Regions from separate parts of the Homo sapiens genome. Here region 2 is linked to region 1. Evidence: read pairs that join two places in POLR2A ChIA-PET (ENCODE). Cell type or tissue: GM12878. All regions are shown on one strand.

Region 1 (5,000 bases):
GAGGCAGGAGAACTGCTTGAACCCAGGAGACAGAGGTTACAGTGAGCTGATACAGTACCACTGCACTCCAGCCTAGGTGACAGAGTGAGACTCCGTCTCAAAAAAAAAAAAAAAGATACCCACCTAGTGTTAATAATGGTATCAAACAAGAATGCTCTCTGCTTTGAGCAAAACCAAAGGAGTGATACCTATGACCAGCTCTAGGGAAATCTAATATCTACTTAGTAGTTTGTTCTAGGGGAAAGAACTGGGACTGGGAGGTCTTTATTGCAGAAGGTAGAGAAAAGTAATCAGGCATTTTTTTTCACTAACGTGTTGAGCCCTTATTATATGCAGTCATTATGTTAAGTGATTTTCATTTATTATTTCATTTAATTGGGAAACAGTGCTTTGGGAGGTTGAGGCTGGAGGATCACTTGAGCCCAGGAGTTCAAGACCAGACTGGGCAACATAGTGAGACCCCATCTCTACCAAAATTTTTTAAAAATTAGTCGGGCATGGTGGCATGTGCCTGTAGTCCTAGCTACTCTGGAGGCTGAGGTAGGAGGATTACTTGAGCCCAGGGGGTCAAGGCTGCAGTCAGCCATGGTCGTGCCATTGCATTCCAGCCTGGGTGACAGAGCAAGACCCTGTCTCAAAAAACAAACAAACAAACAAACAAAATAAAATAAAGATTAAAAAGTAAAAGGGCAGCTGAATCTGAAAGAGTTTAACGAAGTTGGTCAAACCTCTCAGCCGACACAGAAGCAGCCAGGATTTGGACCCGTGTAGTCTGGCTTAAGGCTAATGCTCTCTTAACCTACATCTTGTGTAAGAAGGGCTGGCATCAAGTTTTACTGCAGCTACTTGCTAGATAAATGACCTTGGGCAAATCCCTCCCTATCCATAGGCCTAACTTCCCTCTTTGGTAGAGAGAGGGGCTTCACCTAGATACCCTCTGAGGACCTCTTGGCAGGCCTGGCCCTATTCCATCATTTTGGCAAATGGTCTGGGTAGAGGAGTCCAACAGATGGGGCTTTGGTTCCAGCACAAGATTTGCCTTAGCTTTGAAGAGGCAGCTGTGTCCTGGAAGATAGGCACTGTCACCAGGAAAGAGATGATGTCTTCTCTGCAGGATCTGCTGGGGGAGGGAGGGGGACTCACTCATAGCCAGGCTGTGTTGCAAGACCTTGGGGAGCTCCCTACCTCCCCTTCCTTCTGAGCCTTACTCTTGCCTTTATTCTTGGCTCCACTGCCATTTTCTCAGCTCCACTGCCATTTTCTCAGCTCTGTGTTGCCCATCAGTGGTGATAAGTGATGCCAAGATCAAGCTGCTGGCAGTTTTTTTGTTTGTTTGTTTGAGATGGAGTATTGCCAGTTGCCCAGGCTGGAGTGCAGTGGCACGATCCTGGCTCACTGCAACCTCTGCCTCCTGGGTCCAAGTGATTCTCCTGCCTCAGCCTCCCAGTAGCTGGGGCTACAGGCATGAGCCACCACACCCAGCTATTTTTTGTATTTTTAGTAGAGATGGGGTTTCATCATGTTGGCCAGGCTGGTCTTGAACTCCTGACCCCAAGTGATCCACCCACCCCGGCCTCCCAAAGTGCTGGGATTTCAGGCTTGAGCTACCACATCCAGCTGCTGCTGGCAGTTTAAAAAATGTTTTGGTAGAGATGGGGTCTCACTATGTCGCCCAGTCTGGCAGTCCAAGATCAAGGTGTTCCCGCCACCACCACCCCTGCACACCAGCCTGTGCCTGTTCAAGCTGAACTTCATTCTTCTCCATGGACACACCAGCCTTATCACACCTCTGCACGTTTCATACACATGACAGTCTCCTCTGCCTGCAATGACACCCACCCCTTTCTTCATATCTTTAAGTTTTTTGTTTGTTGTTTTGAGACGAGTCTCGCTCTGTCACCCAGGCGGGAGTGCGGTGGTGCGATCTCGGTTCACTACAACCTCTGCCTCCCGGGTTCAAGCAATTCTCCTGGCTCAACCAACTGAGTAGCTGGGATTACAGGTGCGCACAACCATGCTGGCTAATTTTCTTTCTTTCTTTTTTTTTTTTTTGAGACAGAGTCTTGTTCTGTCACCAGGCTGGAGTGCAGTGGCGCGATCTCGGCTCACCTCAACCTTTGACTCCCTGGTTCAAGCTATTCTCCTGCCTCAGCCTCCTGAGTAGCTGGGATTACAGGCACGTGCCACCACACCCAGCTAATTTTTGTATTTTTAGTAGAGACGGGGTTTCACCATTGTTGGCCAGGATGGTCTCAAACTCCTGACCTCAAGTGATCCGCCCCCCTCCACCTCCCAAAGTGCTGGGATTACAGCGTGAGCCACCACGCCCGGCCACCTTTAAGTTGTTTATACTTCTCCGGGTCTGGCTTAGAAGTCCCTCCTCCTTGAGGTCTGTCTTTAAATTAGAAGTGCCCTCTGTCCCCCTCTGACCACCCATTGCATTTTATCAATCCCTTTCTTTGAGCAGGCACTACTTCTTTTTCTCCTAGTGGTTAAATAATCATCTCTCAACTGGACTGTGAACCACAAGGCAGGATTCCTGTCACATGAAGCATCTTGGATTTCCCCATGGCACCTAGAACATATTAATGAGTAACAAAGAGTGTGTACCTAAGTTCAGAGCATGAGTAAGAAACTGAGTGACCTCAGTTGCTGAGACTCTGAGGCATGAAACTTAAGAATGGAACACAGAGATGGAAGAGAACAGAACCCTTCAAGGGAATATTTATGGTGGATGGAAATCAATCACCTTAGGCCAGAGATACAGAGGGCATATAGTAAGGCTAAAAGGAAGAACAACACAAGTACTGTCCTGGTGGACAAGAAATGCAGTCTTGGCCAGGCGCGGTGGCTCATGCCTGTAATCCCAGCACTTTGGGAGGCCGAGGTGGGCGGATCATGAGGTCAGGAGTTCGAGACCAGCCTCGCCAACATAGTGAAACTCCGTCTCTGCTAAAAATACAAAAAGTAGCCGGGCATGATGGTGCATGCCTCTAATCCCAGCTACTCGGGAGGCTGGGGCAGGAGAATAGATTGAACCTGCAAGGCAGAGGTTGTGGTGAGCCGAGATCACGCCACTACACTCCTAGCTGGAGGGAAGTAAAGAATGATATGGAAGTACATAAACAGTCCACACTCCACTGAAATTTTCATACACATAAAACCAGAGCCTGTGGCAAACTCCTCGCTTTGCTTTGCCGACAGCTTTATGGTGGTTGTGAGAGGAAAGGTAGAGAAGCAATACTGATCAAAAAAGGAAGTTAAATGCATAAGAATCATAAGAGAAAGAAACTATGGCTTGAGGTACTGAGGGGTTAATTTCTTTATGGGGATTAGGAAACAAAAATGCACTTTTGCTGTAATAAGGTGGGTTTTTTTCCTCTGAAAACAACACTAATGTATTTTTATTTATTTATTTATTTTTGAGAGGGAGTTTCACTCTTGCTGCCCAAGTTGGAGTGCAATGGCACAATCTCGGCTCACTGCAACCTCCACCTCCCAAGTTCAAGCAATTCTCCTGCCTCAGTTACCCAAGTAGCTGGGATTGCAGGCATGTGCCACCACGCCCTGCTAATTTTGTAATTTTGGTAGAGATGGGGTTTCACCATGTTAGTCAGGCTGGTCTCGAATTCCTGACCTCAGGTGATCCACCCGCCTCAGCCTCCCAAAGTGCTGGGATTACAGGCGTGAGCCACCGCACCCAGCAGAAACACTAATTTTGAGCTAGAAAACGTGGTGGATCTTAGAATTGGGATACGATGGGACTTCTGCTCTCAGGGGCTAGGACACTGAGATGGTAGGGAAAGGGAGTTACAGGTAAAATGTGTGACTATGTTTAGAAATATCTCCGCATGTAGCACTCTAGCCCTATACGAAGACACCTTGGGAAGAGGCTGTGTCCATGTGTCACCTACAGATAGAGCTGTGTGGCAGAAATTTCCCACACTAGATGTGGCTGCAGCTGAGCACAACACTATAGAGGAGAAGCATTATCTTCTCCTCTGCCACTGGGTGTGTCTTGACAGCCAAAGCACTTTCTTCCATAGTCAAGGTCCTCTGGATCTCCAGCACACCATATGTTGGTGAAAGTGGTATCTGGGTGACCATCATGTGGACTCGGAAAGCACAGACCTGCTGACACAGCAAGCATTAGGTTCTCCAGCTTCTAGAGTGGAAGACAGCAAGGGAGAAGGAGATCAGGAATGGGTTTGTGTATGAGTTTTCTACTGCTGCTGTATCAAATCACCACAAACTTGGTAGCTTAACAATACAAATGTGTGATCTACAATTCTGGAGGTCAGAAGTCTAAAATGGGCCTCACTAGGTTAAAATCAAGGAGTCAACAGGACTGCCTTCCTTCTGTTTTTTGTTTATTTGGTTTTTTTGTTTTTGTTTTTGTTTTTTTTTTTGAGATGGAGTCTCGCACTGTCGCCCAGGCTGGAGTGCAATAGTGCAATCTCCACTCACTGCAAACTCTGCCTCCCAGGTTCAAGCGATTCTCCTGCCTCGGCCTCCTGAGTAGCTGTTATTACAGGCACCCGCTATCATACCTGGCTAATTTTTTATATTTTCAGTCAAGACAGGGTTTCACCATGTTGACCAGGCTTGGTCTTGAACTCCTGACTTCATGATCCACCCATCTCGGCCTCCCAGAGTGCTGGGATTACAGGCGTGAGCCACCGCGCCCGGCTTGTTTTGTTTTGTTTTTTGAGACAGGGTGTCACTCTGTTGCCCAGACTGGGGTGCAGTGGTACGATCACTGCTCACGGCAGCCTCCATCTCTCTGGGCTCAGGTTATTCTCATGCCTCAGCCTCCTGAGTAGCTGGGACTGCCAGCACGTGCCACCATGCCTGGCTAATTTTTGTGTTTTTTGTAGAGATGGGGTTTTGCCATGTTGCCCAGGCTGGTCTCAAATTCCTAGGCTCAAGCGATCCGCCTGCCTTGGCCCCCCAAAGTGCTGGATTACAGACATCAGCCACCATGCCTGGCCTTGCATTCC
Region 2 (5,000 bases), 360 kb before region 1:
CACCACTTTGGGTCCATCTGTGTTCATCATCTCTTCTTGTTAGCAAATTTCAGTGCTCCTACTTTATTTGCATTTGTTGGACCTGACAGTGGTGTTCATTCATGGTTTTTTGTTTGTTTTTAACTCTGTCACCTAGGCTGGAGTGCAGTGGTGGCATGATCATAGTTCGTTGCAGCCTCTAACTCCTGAGCTCAAGCCATCCTTTCACCTCAGCCTCCAAAGTAGCTAGTAAATCTACAAGCGTGCACCACCATGCCCAGCTGGGATTTTGCTGTGTTGCCCAGGCTGGTCTCAAACTCTTGGCCTCTCAAAGTGCTGGGATTGCAGGCATGAGCCACTGTGCCTGCCCTAAAGATATGTCTTCATAAGTGAAAGAAGATTTAAATGTTAGATGCAGGAACCATATTTGAATACAAAATTTGGCTTTCTGACTACCTGCTTTTAGCAAGCACTTTGTAAACAAAGGTCAGATCCTACTCTGAAGAGAAGATAAGCTTATTAGTTGGTTCAGTAGCAATCTATATTTTTATAGGCTTAGATCTGGGAATGTAAAATTATGCATTATCTGGAGAAATTTCTCTAAGATTGTTCTTTTTGGATTCCATCCAAGGAATCTTAATTACCAAGTAAATACTAAGAGGCCAGTAAGGCTCATAATTCATCTAGATCGTGTGAAAGATAATCTAGCAGTTACTTAATTTCCCTTGTATGCCATCTGAATATGATGACACAACAAATGGTTTCAGCCAGTGGCAAGAGTGGATTTCAGGTTATCTTCCATAAGTTGCTTCCCTGGATTCAGAAGAGTAATATGGACTTTTAAAAAAAGAATTGAAAATACTCTGTAGTATAATATAAAATCCATCGTTTTAGAGAAAGAAAACTGAGTTGTTTTTAGAGATTAAGTGATTCACCAAAATGTGTCATGAGGGCAGGGATTTTTGCTATTTTCTTCACTACTGTGTTTCCAGTGTCTGTCACATAATAAGCTCTCAGAAATACTTGATGAGTGAATGAATGCCAAATTGTCACATGGCTAGTTAGGTAGAATACTTATACAGGAACTTAAGCTTTCTCATTTTGCTAGTGTTTTTTTTTTTTTCCTCTATTAGTCATATACTATGGTGAGAAAGAAATCATTTCATTTTTTAAATTGGAATTTTCTTGAAGACAGGTAACATTTTTCAGGCAGCTTAGGGCTGTCTCATGTTATACCTAAGTGTATACCTTGGATGTTATTTGTGGTGTTACAATTTTTTGAGCCTTGCCAAAATTAAGAAAATTAGTTTCTAATACTACTTTCATGAAAAATTTGTTCTATTTCTTCATGTACTTTTTTTGAGACGGTGGTCTCCCTCTGTTGCCCCAGGCTGGAGTGCAGTGGCGCAATCTCGGCTCACTGCAATCTCCACCTCCTGGGTTCAAGTGATTCTCCTGCCTCAGCGTCCTGAGTAGCTGGGCTACAGGCACACGCCACCATGCTCGGCTAATTTTTTTTTGTATTTTTAGTAGAAACGGTTTCACCATATTGGCCAGGCTGGTCTCGAACTCCTAACCTCGTGATCTGCCCGGCCTCCCAAAGTGCTGGGATTACAGGCGTGAGCCACTGTGCCCGGCCTTCTTCATGTAATTTTTATATTTTGAAATGCTTATTGGGAAACTGAGACGTATTTGCTATTTTTTTTTTTTTCTTTGAAGGCAGGCTCTACCTCTGTCATTGCCCGGGCTGGAGTACAGTGGCACAATCATGGCTCACTGCATTCTCCACCTCTAAGGCCCAAGTGATCCTCCTACCTCAGCCTCCTGAGTAGCTAGGACCACACCCAGCTAATGTTTAAGTTTTTTTGTAGAGACGAAGGCCTCACCATGTTGTCCAGGCTGGTGTTGAACCCCTGGCCTCAAGTGATTCTCCTGCCTCAGCCTCCTAAAGTGCTAGGATTACAGGTGTGAGCCACCACACCCAAGCATAATTGCTGTCTTTAATTTTGAATTCTTTTAAATGAAGAACCAACTAGATGATAATGAGTGATAACTGTACATGTTTTAAGAACTTTATTATACCAGATAAATCAAAGTGTCAGACTGTGGATAACATAGCATTTTGTGTGTGTACAGCTTATACTTTAATTATTAACTGGCTGGCTTATTTTAAACTTGAATATTCCTCATAATCCTGGTTATTTTTTCAAAATACTGTAGTAGCGATTAGAGTATGATTTTAAGAAAATGACAGTCTTACATATCAAATATGTTTTAGACTTTTTCTGGGTTTTCCTATTTTAAGTGAGTAGATGAGTATGAAAAACTCACATATATGGGAAGGACTTCTAGTGATTATCATGCCTGTCAGTATATAGAAGAGAACAATATAGCATATTTAAATTAATTTTGAGGATTAGTTTTCTGTTTGCTTGACCAAGGGTTGGCAAACTATGGCTATGGGCCACATTTGGCTTGCCACCTGTTTTTGTAGTTTTACTGAAACACAGCTGTGCTCATTCATATTGTCCGTAGCTCCTTTCACACTACAAAGGCAGTCGTAGTTGTAGTGGAGACTGCAAAGCCTAAAATACTTACTCTCTGGCCCTTTACAGAAAACGTTTGCCTGCTGCTGTGCTTGAGCTATAGGAAATGTAGAAGGCATTTGCTGCAATCCTTTTCCTTTTAAACTGAGCTGTAATTTACATAGAATGAAATGCACATGTCTTAAGGGTACAATTCAGTAAAATTTGACACTTGTATCCACTAGTGTTTCCTGTATACCTCATTCAAGATAATAGAACACGCAGTCTAGAAAGTTCCCTGTTGCCTCTTTCCAGACCCAGTTTAGGCAGCTCTTCTGATTTCTATCACCAGAGATTAGTTTTACCTGTTTTGTTTGTTTGAGACAGGGTCTCACTGTGTAGCTCAGGCTGGAGTGCAGTGGTGTGATCAAGGCTTACCTCAGTCTCAACTTCCTGGGCTCAGGTGATCCTCCTGCCTCGGCCTCCTGAGTAGCTGGTACTACAGGTGCGCTCCACCGCTCCGGGCTAATTTTTGTGTTTTTTGTAGAGACTAGGTTTCGCCATGTTGGCCAGGCTGGTCTCCTGGGCTCAAGCCATCTGCTTGCCTCGGCCACCCGAAGTACTGGGGTTACAGGCATGAGCCACCGTGCTTGTCCAGTTTTACCTGTTTTTGAACCTCATATAAATGGAATCATAGAGCATAAAAGCTCTTTGATGTCTGATTTCTTTTACTCAGCAAAATGGTTTTGAGATTCATCTTTGTTCTTGCATATATCAGTAGTTCCTTTTTTTTTTTTTAATTTCTGTGAGAATTCCACTATGTGAATATAATGCAGGGGTTTTTGCTTCTTAGTTCAACTAAATCCAGGTTCTTGTCTCACAACCAGGAGAAATTAGGCATATGGACACATTGAAGGGTGAGGAGAGTGGAATTTATTAAGCGAAAGGGGAGCTCTCAGCAAAGAGAGGGGTCCCGCCAGCTGGCTTCCACCTCAGGTTGAATACCAGGCCACCACACTCCCTAGCCTAAGGCGTGAATTCCTGGTGGCTCCACCCCCTTCCCCCAGTGTGCAGACGGGCCCTTAGTCTGAGCCGCTCCACGTTGATTTATTTCCCTTACTGCACATATGTTAAGTGATGGAATTTTTCACTGTGGGCGTATTTAGGCAAGCCTCCTGTGCATGATGACCTGGGCAGGTCGAAGGTTCTCCGGGGACCCTTCCCTCTTTGCCTAGGCATTTTGCCGTCTCTTGACTCTTATCAAATATATAACAGTATTTAAAAATTGATTCTCATGTTGATGGACATTTGGGCACTTTTCAGTTTGGGGCTATTATGAATAAAGCTACCACGAACATTTATGTGTAAGTCTTTGGGTATATGTATGTTTCATTCAATCCATGACTAGGAGCAGAATTGCTGGGTGATAGGATATGTAGATGTTTAACTTTATAAGAAATTGTTCAACTGTTTTTCAAAGTGCTGTACCACCTTACACTCTGATCAGCTTTATATTAGAGTTCATTTGCCTCATGTGTCAGCCAAACTGACAACACGCTGGGTGTTGTCAGTTTTTAATTTTAGGTATTCTTGTGGACTAGTATTTCCTCATTTTAATTTTGTTATTGATCCAGTGATTGGTGGTGGTGAGTTTTTTATGTGCTTAATAGGCATTCACTTATCTTCTTTTGTGAATGTTAAGTCTTTTGTCTATTCTTTTAAAGTTGTTTTTTTTTAAAAAAAAAAAAAAGAGGTAGTCTCGCTCTGTCACCCAGGCTGGAGTGCAGTGGTGCGATCTTGGCTCACTGCAACTTCTGTCTCCCAGGTTCAAGCGATTCTCGTGCCTCAGGCACCCAACTAACTGGGACTACAGGTGTGCAGCACCATGCCTGGCTAATTTTGTATTTAGTAGAGACAGAGTTTCACCATGTTAGCCAGGCTGATCTTGAACTTCTGACCTCAACTGATCCACCAGACTCGGGCTCCCAAAGTGCTGGGATTTCAGATGTGAGCCACTGCACCAGGCCCTCAACATACATATTAATTATATTTCCTTTAACTTTTTTTTTAGTGGTTGCTGTATACATTGTAGCATATACATTTACTAAGTTTATAATGTTTTCCTTCCCCTTAAAGAACTTTTAAAAAACTTTTCGCAGGTCCATTGACATGAATTCTCTTGGTTTTGTGTTTCTGCTTTACTCCGAGGATGCTTTTTCTCTGCATACAGAATTCTAGGTTGTCTTTTTTTTTCTTTTCCTTTTTTTAAAAAAACTCTTTAAATATTTCACTTCACTTTCTTTTTGCTTGTATGGTTTCTGATGAGAAAGAAACCTCTGTAATTCTTGTCCCTGTACCTCCATAGGTACGGTGTTTTTTCTTCTGGTTTCTTTCTTGATTTTCTCTTTTGTTTTCTTCAGTTTGAATGATATGCCAAGGTATGGATTTTTTAGTGTTTATCCTGGTTGGTTTTCTCAGAGCTTCCTGGTTCTGTGG

The links. ChIA-PET counts read pairs that join two places held together with the same protein. Peaks named below come from ENCODE experiments on the same cell type or tissue, not always from the same donor. Only the 100,000 strongest peaks of a DNase experiment are listed, where the experiment ranks them.
Region 2: POLR2A ChIA-PET joins it to region 1 with 5 read pairs; 3 of 35 experiments call an interaction of 5 or more read pairs at or near these places.

Annotation. Positions count from the first base shown.
Region 1 is chr9:111,963,255-111,968,254 of GRCh38, reverse strand. No RefSeq gene overlaps it. Among named protein-coding and RNA genes, the nearest start is that of MIR4668, 34 kb to the right of the region's middle. In GM12878, no CTCF peak of the experiment used is centred here; a DNase peak (open chromatin) is centred at 2,544; H3K27ac peaks cover 866 bases.
Region 2 is chr9:112,323,902-112,328,901 of GRCh38, reverse strand. All of the region lies in intron 1 of PTBP3 (polypyrimidine tract binding protein 3), which reads left to right. Among named protein-coding and RNA genes, the nearest start is that of PTBP3, 7.2 kb to the left of the region's middle. RefSeq lists an enhancer at 4,094-4,619. In GM12878, no CTCF peak of the experiment used is centred here; no DNase peak of the experiment used is centred here; H3K4me3 peaks cover 1,268 bases; H3K27ac peaks cover 305 bases.